3 separate regions of the Mus musculus genome follow, and all the other regions are linked to region 3. Evidence: chromatin loops called from intact Hi-C (ENCODE). Cell type or tissue: heart. All regions are shown on one strand.

The links. Peaks named below come from ENCODE experiments on the same cell type or tissue, not always from the same donor. Only the 100,000 strongest peaks of a DNase experiment are listed, where the experiment ranks them.
Region 1: a loop joins it to region 3, with 2.8 times the contacts of the local background. A loop is called at or near these places in 3 of 42 quality-filtered maps.
Region 2: it touches region 3 in a loop (6-fold over the local background); 11 of 42 quality-filtered maps call a loop at or near these places.

The regions. Positions count from the first base shown.
Region 1 is chr16:56,716,242-56,718,741 of GRCm38, forward strand. Tfg (Trk-fused gene) reads right to left here and starts at 1,209. Exons shown (of 8, transcript NM_019678.3): 1 at 944-1,209. In heart, no CTCF peak of the experiment used is centred here; a DNase peak (open chromatin) is centred at 1,320; H3K4me3 peaks cover 2,248 bases; H3K27ac peaks cover 2,244 bases.
Region 2 is chr16:56,770,044-56,772,543 of GRCm38, forward strand. Adgrg7 (adhesion G protein-coupled receptor G7) reads right to left here. Exons shown (of 16, transcript NM_172825.3): 5 at 170-316. Among named protein-coding and RNA genes, the nearest start is that of Adgrg7, 25 kb to the right of the region's middle. In heart, a CTCF peak has its summit at 1,546 (motif pointing right); no DNase peak of the experiment used is centred here.
Region 3 is chr16:57,165,507-57,168,006 of GRCm38, forward strand. It overlaps Nit2 (nitrilase family, member 2), which reads right to left and starts at 1,826. Exons shown (of 10, transcript NM_023175.1): 1 at 1,775-1,826; 2 at 592-710. The coding sequence starts at 1,781. Gm16892 (a long non-coding RNA gene) reads left to right here and starts at 1,863. Exons shown (of 2, transcript XR_003951893.1): 1 at 1,863-1,964. In heart, a CTCF peak has its summit at 1,277 (motif pointing left); DNase peaks (open chromatin) are centred at 1,285 and 1,845; H3K4me3 peaks cover 1,453 bases; H3K27ac peaks cover 1,194 bases.

The DNA of each region.
Region 1 (2,500 bases), 450 kb before region 3:
CTCAGAAATCCACCTGCCTCTGACTCCTGAGTGCACCACCACCAACTGGCTCCTTTTTCTTCTCTATTTTTTCTTTCTCTCTTTTCTTTTCTTTCTTTAAAGAACCTTGATTATTCTAAAACTGTAAGTGGGTCTCAAAATCTGTATGACACGCAGTGTATATGGCAAGAATGTAACCATTTTCACTGGTAGCTATGTGAGCTCAAGTTCTTCTCTGCGGCGTACTTTCTGCACATGCGAAGGGAGCCTAACAAGCTACTTTGGTAGAATCTTTGAGATTACCTATCTACAATTCTCCCTACCGTGCCCAGAGACGGCAACTTAACAAAAGTTGGCAACTGTAATCAGTAAAACTGGGTAGGGCCCCAAGAGGACACTAAGCACGGGAGTGTACGACCGAATGGGGCTCCTTTCTGTGTCCTCAATCTACCGATTAACTCCAGGTCTACGCTCCAACGTCCAAGCCACTCCCGGGGATCAGGCACAAACGCTTTGGGCTTTCTCAAGCCCCCTTTCTATGTCTTCCATGATTCACCCTCCACCTTCCAAGTTGCTCTAGAGGGTGAAGCACCGAGCAAACGCCCCAGGCTTCTTCGATCCCTGGTTCTCGACCTCCGTAAGAGGTACCCCCAGGCTCCCCTCTACTCTCTGGGGCCGGAGGGAACAGGACTTGGGGTATCAGCGGGGCCAAACGCCCTCCAGGTCAGGCCGGGCCGGGCGCCCTCTCCTCCCCCTCCCTCCCTCCCTCCCAGCCGCCCCTCCCCCATGCCGGGCCGCTCGTCCGCCTCACCCGGGCCCTGCGCCCTCCCTCCCAGCCCCTTCCCACGGTCCCCAGCCCCACCCTCCCACCCGGCGCTGGGAGGTTCCAGAAGCCCTGCGGCCCTCCCGGTTCCCCCGACCTCCTCCTTGAGTCGCCACGCGCGCCTCACTCCGGCGGACATACCCCGCTTGCCGAGGCCGTCCACCTCAGCTGACCCGGCCGCTGCGGGCTCACTCGGTGTCGCAGAGGAGGCTTCCAAACCCCGTCCGCTCCGCCGCCGTCCGCCGAGCCTCGCCGAGCTGCAGGCTGCGCAGAGCTGGCCAATCGCACGCACCCGACGAGCCTAGCGACAGCCACGGTCCCGTACGTGGCAGGTGGGAAGCGCAGGGGCGGGAGCGAAGGGGAGAAAAAAAAAAACTGCCCTGGCGCCCCGCCTCCAGGCGCACAAGCCAGTCAGGACGCATGCGCAGTGGGTGAGGGGCGGGGCGGGCGAAGACCCCGCTGCGTCGGGTGAGCGGCCCGGCTTCCTCACTGGATGACCGAGTGTAGGAAGTGCGAGCCGAGGCGGACACGCATGCGCAGGGAATTACCAGCACTTCCGGTTTTCCGGGCAGCCAGTCTTTCCTAAGTCTGGCTGCTGGGTGGGCGGGGCGTAGTCTGCAGGGCTGGGTTTGCTACGAGAGCCTGGGGGAAGTGGGGCATCTGTCCAGAAAGGTTTGGGTCTTGTTGCTTTGTGGCTGTCGTGACTACGCGCTAGTCTGTCACATCTCGGAAAAAACGAACCCCTTTTCCGCCTTCTTTCTACACGTTCATTCATTCATTCATTCAGGATTGAGTGCCTACGCTTTGCCGAAAGAGTGCTAGGATGAGTCAGTTCCCCAGCTAAGCTCTACCCAAACATTTAGGAAGATCCGAGTTTAGAGGGCACACCCACCGGTGCAAAAGACAAACTTGGATAGTAAAAACCGAGGCTTCAAGAAGGCTTTTATAGGATAGAGATTTGACCATACCCTACACTCGCCTAAATTCAGTTTTCTTTTTGCTTTGGATGTGTTTAAATGGATGGAACTTGAGAATTATCATCCTGAGTGAGGTGACTCAGTCACAAAGGAGCAAACACGGCTTGGACTCACCCTTGAAAAGACTGCTTACACATTGGTCCCTGACTAGTGTCTGAGCAACTAGAATTCAACAATGCTTCCACTGTTCTTTATTAAGAGCCATCCCTTGTGTCTAAAGTGTTTGAATAAATGTATTTTACGCTGAACACATTTCAATCTGCTTGCAATCTGGGTGCCAGGAATCTTAGTACACAGCAACCAGTGGGTCCCGTAATCTCCTTTAACAAGAAGAAGAAGAAAAATAAATAAATAAAGCAAAGTGGAGTGGTATAATCTAACACTACAATCTAAGTCTTACAAGTAACTTCTGGCAGACTATTCACATGGTTTAGGGACTTGTTGCTGGAAGAAATTAAGTGTGTCCAGGAAGAAAGCTTAGATGTGTGCTCTGGTCTCATACAGACTTCTTTCTTTATAATTTGTTCTTTTGCTATGTTCCTTTATGTTCTTTTCTATAATACCGTATGTCCTAGACATGGATACAGTTCCCTATAGTATCTGTGCAAAAACCATACAATGCCTATAGATGTAATTTGAGCATACTTTTTATTAAAAAAATCTACATCTAGAAACACAGAGATCTCATTACCAGAATAATCTGGAAAGAAGAGGTTGTAGA
Region 2 (2,500 bases), 400 kb before region 3:
CTGGCCTCAGTGGGAAAAGATGTGCCTAGCCCCTGATGTGCCAGGGTGGGGAAATATTCAGGGATATCACCCACTCAGAGAAGGGGGATAGAGGGGGAAGATTAGTGGATGGGAGTGAACAGGAGGGAGAAGTATGTAAAGTGAATAAAAATAAAATCTTGTGTTTTACCTGGCTTTCATTGTTGGCTTTACCGAAGATCTGTCCAACCACTGTAGTAGCAGAAGTGATATTCTGAGCAGTCAGTTTACTGGCATCTGCTGTTAAAACCTGGGCTTCTCTAGAAATATTCTCAGCACTTGCTGTTTGGTTGTTTATCTGTTTAAAGGTAGTTTTGTTTATTTCAAAAAGTCTAGTTTATACACGTATTCCTAAACATTTTGCAAATGACTGCAGTTGAATGAGCTGTTTAACCGAATCTTTGTTTGCTTCTTTTTTTGTGTGTAAGCAACACAGTTCACAAACCCCGGGGAATCCCCTCATTCTCGACTATCTGCGTGCATTATATTAAGAACAAGGTGATACAACTCACAGACCATATGACGCTCAAGAGGAAGGAAGACCAAAGAGTGGATGCTTCAGTCCTACTTAGAAGGGGGAACAAAATAATCAAGGGAAGTAGAAGGCGGAAGGGAATTGGAAGGAAGAGAAGAGGGGGAGAGGAAAAGGAGGGGAAGAATCAGGTATGGGAGGAGATGGAGGAAATATACAGAGGGTCAGGAAATTGAACAGAGGTGTGTAGCAATGGGGGATGTGGAACTGGTGGTAGCAACTAGAAAGTCCCAGATGTCAGGAAAGCAAGAGGCTCCCAAGACCCAGCAGGGAGGACATTAGCTGAAATACCCCACAAAGAGGAGGGAGGACCTGTTGAGACCATATCCAGAGGTTAGGCACGCCCCCCCCACCGGTTGAGAAATGGGGCCACCTACCCATCTTCAAAATTTTAACCCAGAATTGCTCCTGTCTAAAGAAAATACAGGGACAAAGAGTGAAGCAGAGACTGAAGGGAAGGCCACTCAGAGACTGCACCACCTGGGGATCTATCCCACGTGCAGACACCAAACCCAGACACTATAGCGGATGCTAAGATGTGTTTGCTGACAGGAGCCTTATACAACTTTCTCCTGAGAGGTTCTGCCAGATCCTGACCAATACAGATGCGGCAGCTTGCAGCCAACCATCGAACTGAGCACAGGGACCCCAATGGAGGAGTTAGGGGAAGGACTGAAGGAGCTGAATGGGCCTTATGTGGCATCAATGGGAGGAGAGGTTCTTGGTCCTGTGAAGGCTTGATGCCCCAGTGTAGAGGAATGCTAGGGTGGTGAGGTGGGAGTGGGGAGTGGGTGGGGGAGCACCCTCATAGAAGCAAAGTAAGGGAGGATAGGAGCTTTGCAGAGAGGAAACAGGGAAAGGGGATAATATTTGAAATGTAAATAAAATAAAAAATTGTAAAAAAAAAAAGTAAAATAAAGAACAAGGAACAGCTATAGTCACGTTGCTATGGAAGTGGAGTCAACGTGTGGGGATGCAGTGAACTCAGTTTTACACTAGATGGCACCATCCCTTCGAAAATCAAACAAGTACTCATTTGTAAGGAGGCAGCAGAAAAACAAATACTGAATTCAACAGCCAAGTCTCAGTGCTGAGCACACTGGTGTTTTAGGGTGTGGGTGTGCATAATAAAATATATAAGCATACATCATTTATACTATAAATTATAAATAAAAATGGTTCTGTGAGCTGAGCTCCCTCCTAAAAAGACTTAAAAGACTTGGAGACGTTTAGAAGCTTATCCTAAAGTTTACACAGCTTGGAAATCGCAGCGTCAAGAGGCTAATACTGGCTTGTCAGATTCCAGAATCTGTAGTCTTCCTTTCAATATGTAACTGATAGCTACCTGCACAACCGCTCTCTCATTTCCAACCCACCCACACCCTGGCCATCTGTGATAAGGAAATTGCTGTGGTTCCTTGTGGATTTTTTTTTTAATTAGATATTTTCTTCATTTACATTTCAAATGCTATCCCCAAAGCCCCCTAATTCCCTCTCCTCGCCTTGCTCCCAAACCCACCTACTCCCCTTCTTGGCCCTGGCATTCCCCTGTACTGGGGCATATGATCTTCGCTAGACCAAGGGCCTCTCCTCCCGTTGTGGATTTTAAACTCAGCAGTAGCTCTGTGTCAGCTTGGCGATGGTCCCTGGCAAAAGCATTCTCACTCAAGAGTTCTAACTTTTCCTCACCTATAATATTTATCTGTGGCTTAAATATTAAATATAAAGCTTAAACATGATTTCAAAAACTTAGCAGTGTACTTAAAATGTTTTAAATGGTACAGGGACATTCCCCCAATTAACCAAAGTTTTATTTACATTTTATTTATTTATTGGTTTTGGCATTACAATTCAGAAGTGATGTATTCAGTACCAACAGCACATTGACTCATTCGGATGCTAATGACATGAAAATGTGTTGCACTTTTATGAGTCTGGACAGCAGCAAAC
Region 3 (2,500 bases):
ATCTCTGAGTTTGAGTCCACCCTGGGCTACAGAGCAAGTGACAGAACAACTAGGGCTACACAGAGAAAGCCTGCCTTGAAACAACAAAGTAAGACTGCTCCTGTGGAACTGACCTCTGGCTCCTCAAAGTGTTCCCTTTGCTAACTGATCCCTGGTCATTCAGGATCTCCGAGGCTGTACTTACCACCAAATATGATACAACCTTCAACTCAAACCTCGAGACAATTTTTCAAAAACTGAACAGTACTAAAGCAATGTGGTCTGACCTAAAACACGACAATAAAAAGCCTGACTTAGGTAAGGTACCAAGTAATTGTACAGGCCCTGAGTGAGTCTTTAAGGAAGCCCCCCATGGATTTCTTACTGCTTGTCTGAACAGGGGAGGTGATCTTGTTCAAAACTTGTAACCACGTTTGACATCTTATGATAAAGGTCGCTACTAGTCTTTGTGAAAGATGAGACAAATACGAAACAATATTAGGGTTCCAAAAGGCATTGCTGGAGGTGGGACATAAGAGGACCACTGCCAGCACGCAGTACTGTGGTGGATCCACAGCTCCTGAAGAATGGGCAGGCTGCCCTGATACTTACAGGCAGAGAAACTATGTTGGCACCTTGCTTTGCTGCCTCCCGCACTAGGCTACAAGCCCGGGTAAGGTTATCTGATTTAATGGAAGAAACTTGAAGCTGTATGAGGGCCAGGCGGAAAGCTGGGGAAAAAAGAAAAAAAAAAAAAAAAAAAAAAGTCATCAGATCTGCCCACTAAGTTCACCCAGGGCCAGGATTCTCAAACAGGATATCAGGCAGTATTTGAACATGGTTTTTGATTGACCCAACTACTGGCAATCTAAAGGGGTATATCGACAACACTGACAAAACCTGGCTTCTGAAGAAGGCCGAAGCTCTCCTTAAAAGTATAAAAACTATGATCGCTCATTCCTTGGCTTATCCTAAATATGATGAGAGAGAAAAAAAAAAAAAAGGCATTTAGCCCCTAACACCTCTTAATTGAACAGTGCCAGAATCTGTATAAAAACAAATGAAACCAAAACCTGGCATTATTTTCAGGTTAACAGACCTTGAGCTGTCACCAGAGTATCACAGAAACTCACTAATATCTCCCCTAACCCTAGGAAGTTAGACTGCCTCTGCTCCTGAGGCAGGAAAGGATAATAAAACTATAGTTTTGTTTCTAGCTTCTTCCAAAAGCCACCCAATATGGACAAGGTCCCGACCCAGGTTAGGGGCCGGTGCAAAAGCGCCCTCTGCAGGCTTACGCAGGAAAACCCCTCCACTGGGGTCCTCCGTGTGCAAGACTTGTTGCTTCCCCTTCTCCGGAAAGCGATTAATGATTTTGAAGATGAACAAGTCGGGGCGGAGGGCACGAAAACACCTCGAGTGACGGGCCTATTACGGGAACAACATTTACATGAATATGCCAGGACAGTGCAACTATAAACTTTTACAGACGAGGAACTGCGGAGTGAGGTGTGATTATCCACCGCTTTGTGAGGCGAGGAAGTCAGAGCCACGAGTTGGACACCACCACCCAACCCGCAAGCTGACCAGCTCCGACAGCACAGGACGCCCCGCGCGGAGGCCTGTGCTCGCACGGCCAGCCGCCCCTGGGCTTCGCCGCGCCGCGGACACCGGTGACAAGAGCCACCGGCATGGCTGACCGGGGGACGCAAGGACCCAGCCGGCTCATCTGCACCGCCGCACGGAGGACCCCGCTCCCGCTGGGAGCTGGACAACCAGACCACGAGCCACTTACTAGACATGGCTCTTCCACGGTGCACCGCAGGCCACAGGGACTCCTGCCAGTCAATCTCCTCCGCAGCGTGCAGAAGGCGGGGCCGAGCCGCGCGCGCAGAAGGGGCGTGGTCAAGGGCTGGGTCGAGGGGCGGAGCCTCGATGAGCTTTGAGGATTTTACTGTTTTGTTTTGTGCTGTGCTGTAATGTAGGTGAGTAAGCCTCCGACTTTGTGCACATTCAGTACCAGTCTACATTCTTGCCTGGGCACCGTACTAAAAATGGCTCACCCTTTGCGGTTGCATACACCAAGAAGTGATAATTACAAATTCTTTATATAGGGCCTTCAAAAGCAAAGTCAAAAAAGAGAAGCCTACGTTATGGTAGTGTGCCATAAATGGTCTGGGGTAGAAAGGTCCTACTTGTGGCACAAAGGACATAAATTTCAGGTTAGATCATGGCAGTGGCCAGGGTAACGATGCTCCATGCTGACTGGCTTGAGGAAGTGCACCTGGTTGTTTTAGGCTAGCAGGACTTCAGAACCTTGCTCCTAACTGGGCTGGGGAAAGAGATAGAGTTGGTGCTAAGCAGTATTCTACGATTTGACCTTTGTATTTATTATTTAATTTTTATTCATTATCATTTATGTAAATATTTATTTTTGTTTTGAGCTTTTCCGGTTTTCAGACAGGGTCTCTTGTAGCCTAGGCTGCACTTTAACTTGCTATGTAGCTAAGGCTCACCTTGA